Regions from separate parts of the Mus musculus genome. Here region 1 is linked to region 2. A link is a loop called in an ENCODE intact Hi-C map of the cell type or tissue named here. Cell type or tissue: heart. All regions are shown on one strand.

Region 1 (5,000 bases), 81 kb before region 2:
GTGGGATGCAGTTCAAGAACCCCTAAAAGAAAAGCTTATGCATATTCATATACATACACACATATGCACACACACACACACACACACACACACACACACACACACACACACACACACACACACGCACACAGATAGGGGCTTTTAAGAGTGATCAGTAGGTAAAATGCCTGCCATGCGTGAGGACCTGAGTTCGGATCCCCAGAGCCCATGTAAATCTGGACTTAGTAATGTACAGCTGTACCCACAGGGCTTCTATGGTAAGATGGGGGTAGAAACTCAAGAAGCTCACGGGTCAGACATTCTGGTGTTTACAGTAGCAAACAAAAGAGATCCTGTCTTAAATAAAGAAGATAGTAAGGACTAATACCCAAGGTTGTCCTCTGACAGCACACACATGCCATACCATGTTGAATGTCCATATTCACACTCCCACTCCCCACATACACAGAGATTTAAAAGGTCATCATATTGGAAAAAGGAGACTCTTAAATTAGTATTTCTTACAATTTCACATGAGAAGTTTATTTATGTATTTCAACTATCAGTAGAATTTCAAAATATAACACACACGAATTACCAGCCTTACTTTAATATTTATTTTATGTGTGTTTATGTGTGCCTGAGAGAGAGGGGGGGAGAGAGGGAGAGAGAGTGCCTGTGTATCATGTGCACATGGGAGTCTTTGGAAGTCAGAAAAGTCATTGGGTCTGTGGAACTGGAGTTACAGGTGGTTAGATCAACCATGTGGGTGTTGGGGATTAAACCCAGGTCCCTTGCAAGAGCAGTGGGTGCTATTAACCATGGATCCATCCCTCTAGTTTGCTCAGCATTAGTTTAAATTAGCAGCTTCTCTACACTATTCACAGACAGAATGATTCTGAGTACAAAGCTGTGTTGGTTTACTGATATTAGGCAGCATAAGAAAGGGATGATGGGGTTGGCTTAGCGGTTAAGAGCAATGTCTGTCCTTCCAGAAGTCCTAAGTTCAAGCCATAGCAATTTATGGTGCTCACAACCATTTGTAATGGTATCTAATGCCCTCTTCTGGCATGCATCTTGTGATGTTTCATATATGCTTGGTCCAAAGAGTGGCACTATTAGAAGGTGTGGCCCTGTTGGAGTAGGTGTGTCACTATGGGTGTGGGCTTTAAGACTCTCTTCCTAATAGCCTGGAAGCCATTCTTCTGCTAGCTGCCTTTGGAACGAGGTGGGTCTGTCAGCTCCTCCAGCCCCATGCCTGCCTGGATGCTGCCATGCTCCTGCCTTGATGATAATGGACTGAACCTTAGAACCTGTAAGCCAGTCCCAATTCAATGTTATCCTTTATAAGAGTTGCCTTGGTCATGGTATCTGTTCACAGCAGTAAAACCCTAACTAAGACAGACATGTCCATGCATATAGAACACGCATATGCATAAAATCAATAAATCTTAAACAAAGAAAGAGCTGACTACACAATTCTACAACTCCAGGTAGTTCAGAGTGTACAACTTTGTACTGGAGCAGCCATCTGACTATCTGGGCTCCCAAAGGCCATGGCAAAGTTTAGCCCCAAACCACCAATGGCTGAAGACTGATGCTGAAGTTGACTCTTGAGGCATCAGTTCCAGATATTTCCATCATGCCACAGTTTAGCTTCTTGGTGGTCAGCACTCAGCTTACCCCTTGCTCTTTGTTCTTAGGAGCATCACTCAGATGACCAACCATAAACAAGCATTTGTCAGTCTTCAAGGAACTTTCTGTAGGACTAAGATTTAAAACTGGCCTTTATGTCATAACATATGTATTTAAAATTATTTTTCATATCTTCAAACCTTATGCCAGCAATCTTAGTGACACAGGTCTGTACTCCCAGGTATTCAAGAGGCTAAGGCAAAAGGATGCCAAGTTTGAGGCCAGCCTAGGCGGCTTGGTGACACTGTTTCTGTGAAGAGGGGGTGGGGCTGGGTGGCAGAGTACTTACTTGTGAGGTCCTGTTATCTCTATTTTTTTCCAAAATGACATTTATTTGAGATTATGAAGTATGTAGCTTTTATGGACAGGTTTATTTTACTTAGCAATATCCATTTCTATGACTTCGATGACTTCTCATGCCTTGGTAGTTCACTGTTTTTCAGTGCTGAATTCCATTGTCTGGTGTCTGGGTGTGTTACAGTTTATCTGGTCATCTACTGATTGATGTCTTGGCTGTGCCCAAGTGTTCATATTTACAAATAAAGCCACTGGAAAAATACACATGTTGCTGTGTAGATGTTTGTTCCTTTATTAAAAATTTTAGTTACATTTATTGAGTGTGTGTGTGTGTGTGTGTGTGTGTGTGAGAGAGAGAGAGAGAGAGAGAGAGAGAGAGAGAGAGAGAGAGAGAGAGATTATGCGTGCATGAGTGTAATGCCCTCAGAGGCCAGAAGAGGGCATCAGATCCTATGGAGCTGGAACTACATGCCTAAGAACTAACTGATGTGGGTGCCAAGAAGAAAACTCAGGTCCTCTGCAGAGCAGCAGATGCTCTCACCCTCTGAGTCATCTCCAGTCTCTAGACACGGGAGTTTTGTTTGTTTTTGAGACAGTGTCTCACTGTGTATCCCTGGCTGGCCTAAAAGTCACCATGTAGACCAGTCTGGCCTCATGTTCCCCTGCCTCTTCCTCCCAATGCTGAGTTTAAAGGTGCACACCCCCCATGCCTGTCTCAGACAGAAGGTTGTTTGTTTTGTTTGTTTGCTTTTTTGAGACAACATCTTTCTACAGAGCCCTGGCTCGCCTGGGACTCACTCTATAGTCCAGGTTGGCCTCAAATTCACAGAGATCCACCTGTCTCTGCCTCTTAAAGGCCTACATAGCAAGCTCAAGGCCCGCTAAGGCTACATAGCTAGCCCCTGTCTCAACAAAAATCAGGAAAACAAAGGAGGAAAAAAATCAAATCTACTGTAAGACAGACCTCTTTCTCACCGTGTCTCCGGGTACAGCACAGTAAGACAGTACACTACACTGGGGTGTACCTAGGTTCCAGAAATGCCCACCAGCTCCCAGGAAATGCTGCATATCCAGCTGTCTTGGAATACACTGTATGCTAAATGTAGCCTAAAGACAGCACGAGAGCATGGACTTACCATGAATGTGTCCAATTTAAGTTTTGCCATCCTCAAGCAGCTGGCTGGGTGTCTGTGACTGTGTGGGTCTGTGATGTCAGGGACCTCCTGTGCCTGCAGGAGGGGCTCTGACAGGAATAGCACTGACTGCTAAGCACTGACTGGAGGGGGCAGAGCTGCTAGCAGGGCTTGAGAGCTCCTGTTGTTCAGCGAGGAGAGAGCCCAGAGAGACGGAGGAACAAAGCTAGAGAGCGTGTGAAGCCACCCATGCTCTGATCTTATCACAAGGAAGGGAAATCTTTTATGATGACCAGGTGTCACCTAGCACCCACTCTCTTACCATTTCCACACAGAGTTTTCTCAGCACATGGGTGGGTCTATGTCTATACTTCATAAAAACTAAGTTGCCGTCAAGTACGTTTGTACTCTATATATTTCAGCTTAGTAAACACACCCACACCACACACACACACACACTCATACACACATACCACACACCACACACTACACACACACACATACATACTACACACACTACACATACACTATACACACATACCACACACACATACACACACACTATACACACATACCACACACACATACACATACCATGCACACATACACACACACACCACGCACATGTATACATACACATACACACACCACACACACACTACACACACATACTATCCACACATACATACCACACACACACCACACCACACACACTATACACACATACCACACACACACATACACACACACTACACACATACACACAGACACTACACACACACCACACACACACATACACACTCATATACACACACATACCACACACACCACACACACACTATATACACACCACACCCACACACCCACACACCCACACACACACATACACACACACACACACACACACACACACACACATTGTGATGGATGATTTTATGTCAACTTGGTACAAGCTAAAATCATCTAAAAGGAGGGAATCTCAATTAAATGTCTCCCTAAGATCTGGCTCTAGGCAAGCCTGTAAGGCATTTTCTTAATTAATAAATGATGTGGGCGGGCCCAGCTGAGTATGGATAGTGGCATCCCTAGGCTGGTAGTCCTGGAGCTTGGGACAGTGAAAAACACAGGGAAAGCGGGAGTGAAGGACCCCTTCAATTCTGTTTCATGGTGGGAGAAGAGATTCTTAAAACTGACACGAATGGGAAGGAGAGGGAATTAGAAGGCGACCAATCAGGGATAAGGGGGCCACACAGACAGAGGTGAGAATCCTAGTCTCTATCAGCCATGTGTGGAAGGCTCAGGACTTGCAGTTTCTTTTTGCTTCCTACCTCTGGCCCGGGTCTTTCTGCCTAGGCTCCCTCCGCTAGCTCCCACTCCTACTGCGCTGGTCCCTCCCAATCTCCATGATCTGGGACCTGGCTGGCTCCAGAACCCCCAGTTCCTTTTGGCCACTCCAAGTTTGAATGGACTCAGAGTTGATGTGAAGGGAGGCATTCCGAGTAGTCCGGGGACTGGGGAATTCAGCCATTACTGTGTACAGGGCAGCAAAGTCCGAGTATGGCCATTCTCAGTGGCCCTACTGTTGTCCCTGCCATCGGCTCCAGGCAACCCTGAGCATCCTTAAGCCACCAGACGCTCTGCTTTTGTATGGATGATGCCATCAGGAGATCTGTCATTTCCAGGACCCTTCCCAGCTTTCCTGTCATCGCTATCACCGTCACCAACAGCACCAACGTAAAGGTGCCACGCCATCAGCTCCGCCGTCTTCGCCGTCTTCTGTCAGCGGTGCACGCCAACTTGGCACTGTACAGCTAGAGATCACACTGCCGCGTGAACACCAGGAGGCAGAGGTGACTGGCAGGGGACGTTTTATTCTCTCTCTGCAAGTCTAACCAG
Region 2 (5,000 bases):
GTGTTACTGAGGATCAAATGCAGGGCCCCAGGCATGTGGCCACTGAGCCCCTTCCTAGCTTATGAAGGTCATCGACACGTTTACACATTTTATTCTCTGAGACAAACATCTTTTAGGCTTAGACTTCTCAAATCTACTTTTAATAAGGGTACTTAAATGCTTTAACCTCCCTTCTAGCCCACCACCCACCAGAGGTAGTGGAAAGGCAAGGTTAATCGGGCAAAGGAGGATGTGGCCCTGTTTAGAAATAGTTCTTTGGAGCAAATCCAATCTGTGTTGTGAGGATAGCAGCAGCAGCACGATCCGCCCACAAACACCATTCATGAATGAATCAGCAAAGGTAGGTCAACCCAGAGAAACCCCAAGACTGCCAATTGGCCAATTGACTTAAGAGTCCTTGGAGGTCGCAAGAAGCCACTGGAACACCCCCAGAAGTTTTTTGGTGTGTTTCTCTCTATGAAGTCACAATAAACAGTGACCAGCAAAGAGTGGCAAGGCGTACCAGTTCCATCCAGCATCACGCACTGTCCACTGGGCTATATTTCTATCCTCTCTAATGTCACATGTTCTCTCAAGCATCCGCTCCAGCAAAACATCACAAGCCCTTTTTCCAGGCTGCCTCCAGAAAAACACCACGTGACTGTTCTCAATAAAACACCCTCTCACGTGTCTGCTTTAGCGAAATCCTCCTCCTCCTAAGACAGTGTCCAGAAAAACATCACATGACACAATGGAATCTCCAAAGAAACCAGAAACATCTTCTGTTTGTCACTGACAATTCTCTCCTGAAAGGGAGTCCAAGGGCCTAGAAGGCTTGCCTTGATCACGTGACAGCTTTGAGAGCCACGAAATTCTGAACCTTTTGATTCCATGCAGTGAATGAATCCTATCGTGATTTGATGCAAGCGGTGCTTTTCAATCTTCTTAGAGATTATTTGTATCCTATAGCATCCTTGTAAGTGCGTGGCCAAGACCAATGGATGCTGTGTGAACCAGAAAGTGATGTCTCTGACTTGCGTTTCCTTTATTTTCAGGCTGATTATATGTTTCTGAGGATTTTAGAGAAAAGCATTAGTGTAGGTGTTTGTGATGAGACTCACAGCTTCATAATGACAGTCTGATGCGCTGTTTTCCCTGAATGCGACCATGATCTAGGCTGAGTTGCAGGCTGGTGACCCCGTGGCACGGTAGCTTTTATGTGAGGTCACTGGGAAGACAATGAATCTAAAACATTATCAAATGGGGCCAGGACCGTGTAGCCTATAGAGCAGTGGTTCTCAATCTGTGGGTCGTGACTCCTTTGGCAAAGCTCCATCTCTAAAACCATTTACATTACAGTCTACAACAGTAGCAAGTTACAAATATGAAGTATCAACAACAACAACAACAAAAAATCTATGGCTGGGGTGGGGGGAATCCCTGTATAAAGGGTAGTCGCAGCATTAGGAAGGCGAGAAGCACTGTTCTAGAGTGTAGTAGCCCTAGTAAGAAAACCATGGAAATGACTTACTTGGCTCTCCTCCTAGCATTCATCCTCCTACCATGAATAAAGTTTCCTGAGACTGCAGGGTGGAAAGGAACTTGTGGCTCTCTGTTGAACACTGGCTTACAACAAGTTTATAGGACGTCAAGACAGTGTGGACTGGCTGTTATGACTGTTATGTCTGGCTCAGTTGGTCGATTCTTTCTACCATGTGGTATCTAACTCTGGCCGCCAGGGTAAGCAGCAGGCGGGCACCTTTACCTGGTGAAACAGCCTTCTTTGTCTTCACTCTTTTGTGGGGTGCATTTCAGAACAGGGCCCTTCTTAGCGTTCTCTAGCGCTTCCTACAGCTTTACCACTGATAATAAATACGGAAACCACGGACGTTCCTTTCCTTGACTGTGTCACTGCGGTCACACAGTCAAGAATTTCTTCAGACCCTTAAAAGCATTTTTTTTTTCCTTAAAGGTAATACTGGATTTCTGAAAGCAAACAGACTGCAGTGCTGGGGGAATGCGGCTCAGGCTCCCAGAAGCACTTATGTTTGAGAAGCCTGCCACCTGCTGGACACGTGAGGAAGTAGCATGGCGGAGAACAAAGTTCTCCAAATGCTCCTTGTTGAAAATCTAAGGCAAGCAATGCCTCAACTGTCACCCCAGCTTTGGGGAGCAAAATGAATAAGTAAGACTTTGTGAAACGATTTCCATGGCAGTCTCGTATATTTCTAATATAGACAGATTTTGTTAACTTAAAAATTCGTGTGTGGGGGTGGGGAGTCTCGAAGTGTCGCTCAGTTGTTAGGGTGTTTGCCCAGTATGCACGGAGCCCTGGGTTTGAACCCCAGTACTGCATAAACCTACACGGTAGAACATACCTTCAATTTCAGTACTCGTGAGGTCGATGCATGAAGAGTAGAAGTTCAAATGGAGTGGGGGCAGGGGATCGAAAGTTCAAAGACGTTCTTGGATCCTTGGTTACATAAGGTCTACTAAGGCCAGCCTGGGACATGTGACACCTAGACTCAAAAACAAAACAAAACAAAACAAAACAAAACAAAACAAAACAAAACAACAAAACACCAAAGCAAAAAGCTTTAAGGACCCGAAGAGACACTGGCAAAAGCAATAATAATGATAAATACAGTGTGCAGTGTCCTGCTGTGTGCAGAACTCTTGATCTCTACTTTTTTGCAACACTCAGTACCACCCCAGGCATATTTTGTGCACCAGAACCTTCATGCTACAGAGTGCATCAAAGGAGGGGAGGGCTCTGCGACCCTCTCCTCACCCTCCAATCACTCTCAGCCCTGGAGTCACAGAGATAGGTATCATCATGGATACCTTTATCCCCACCAACTGCACGGCTGATAAGACGAGAGATAGTAGCCAAGTAGTGGTATCTGGAGTGGATTAATTCTGGAAAATTTGAAACTGACTTGAAAGACATAGGGACACACTAGTGACTTGACTGTCGGTTATTTGGTTCAGGAGACCGGGTGGAGCTTGGGATAAGGACAAAAAGAACACTCTGAATTTCATTAAAGCCAGAAACTTACAGCCTCGGGATGTGGAGAGCAAGTACCTCTCCTACGTTTGACACATATGAGTCATTTGAAATCAGTTTCTGTCTGAATTAGCTAGGTGCCTGGCACTGGACCAACAGAGTTTCCATGGAAAGGATGACAAAAGTTTTGCTGAGGTCATTTTTGATACACGATTGACCTGCTGATTGTGTCCCGTATTGTGTTCGGCTCTGGAGAGACAATTATAAAATAGGTCTCTGCTCCTCACGGTGTCTCCGTATGGAGTGAGACACTCGCGGTTAATATGTGAGATAACTTTAGAGAGTCGTGGAGCAAGAGGCCGTTCCCGTATGGGAACATTAGAGTCACTTCTAGACATTTCACACAAGGAGAGTGGGTTAAATCCATACTATGGGGAAGAGAGGGGATGGGACGGGGAGTACAGGAAACCAGATGTCCCTCTAGGTGCTGGAGACAGCGTCAGATCTACTCTCCCCAATGCTGTTCTTCAATGATGTCTGTGTGGACCATTTATCTTTATTCAACCCCCTAACTATCCCATCTCCAAGTCACGCACGTGTACCTATCACTAGAAAGGGAAATGGGAAAGGATATCAGGGCACAGACCTTCCAAGCTGCTAGAAAACATCTGCATAGTTGTCCATGTCTACAGATGAGTTCCGAATGGTGGCTCTTTTTGTCAGAATGGGGATAGCGAGAGACAAAGTGTGGTATAATGTCCTGAATGTGACACAGACGGTGAGAGACAGAGCCAAGGCTCATGCTTACGACTGCAGCCATAATTAACAAAACCAATAACAAATTATTAACATAGTGTAATGTACAAGTAAGGTACATGCATGGCTCTGTGTATCGATCTCTAGGTTAAATACATTCTAACTATGTGACCTGTGTGGGTTTATGCACATGTGTGCAGATGCCTACAGAGGCCGTAAGGGGGCAGTGGAGTTAAGGGGGAGCTGGAGTTACAGGCAGTTGTAAGCCACCCAGTGTAGGTGCTAGGAACTGATCTTTGAACTCCTTACACACACATCACATCGACCCCCACCAAGTGTGAAGCCCTTCCCGCTCTGATAACCAGCTCTGCTTGGGGTGTGTTTTATTCAGTGTGGGGCCCAGAGTTTGTACAAAGGACTGCCCATGGTCACTCAGTGTAGGAAATGACACTGTTGAACTAAGAACACACAAGACCATTGTTCTTTACTAAGCTACCACACTGGGCTCGAACACATTTGGCTAAAAATTAAAATGGAGTTACCCATGCCAAAATTCCACACCATCAAGTCAGAACTCAGATGCTTATCTGAGTTTCCAAGGAATGAGCAAATGTGAGAGATAAGAGCTGGCTTGCCGAGGCAGGCCAGCTTTCAAACAATGGTGTTGCCTGGTTTTAATCTTTATATCCTTTACTCCTAGTCAAAAAAATGTGAGCCAGATGTAGGGAGGTAGACATTTGCTCCCTGCCACTTCCTGTTAGACCGAGTAGGAAGATCACAGGTTAGACCCAACTTAAGCAACAGAGACCCGATCGCAAAACAAAGGCTAAGACAATATTTATTTTCTACTGTTCTCTATGTCAGTCTCTGTTCTATTTTTGCTCTTTTGTGTCTTCTTTGGTCCTTGTTTGTAAACCAGACATCCTTCAATGTGCCGTGAGAATTTACTCTGCTTATGGAAGGAAACATTGGTTGATTCTAGAGTTTCAGAGAAACCTGTCCATTAGTTTAAACTAAGTGACATGTAAGTGACATTGCTCTGCACCTTGTATACCCTTTGTTTCCACTCCTTACAAAGACAAACACACACACACACACACACACACACACACACACACACACATATCCTCTGGCGATTACTGAAAATGCCTCCTTGTCCAGCACTCTCTGGAAATCCCCAATGTTCGAAGTCTTAATGCAGGACAAAGTTGGGGAATTGTGAACACATGGGAAAGAGAAGGTGTGCCCAACTCTAGAG

What was found. A loop is a pair of places that touch in the nucleus more often than their neighbours do. Peaks named below come from ENCODE experiments on the same cell type or tissue, not always from the same donor. Only the 100,000 strongest peaks of a DNase experiment are listed, where the experiment ranks them.
Region 1: a loop joins it to region 2, with 5 times the contacts of the local background. A loop is called at or near these places in 40 of 42 quality-filtered maps.

What each region holds. Positions count from the first base shown.
Region 1 is chr13:95,468,625-95,473,624 of GRCm38, reverse strand. It overlaps Gm52025 (a long non-coding RNA gene), which reads right to left and starts at 3,294. Exons shown (of 3, transcript XR_003950528.1): 1 at 3,108-3,294. In heart, CTCF peaks have their summits at 2,436 (motif pointing right) and 4,934 (motif pointing right); no DNase peak of the experiment used is centred here.
Region 2 is chr13:95,387,404-95,392,403 of GRCm38, reverse strand. No RefSeq gene overlaps it. Among named protein-coding and RNA genes, the nearest start is that of Aggf1, 15 kb to the right of the region's middle. In heart, a CTCF peak has its summit at 2,050 (motif pointing left); no DNase peak of the experiment used is centred here; H3K27me3 peaks cover 691 bases.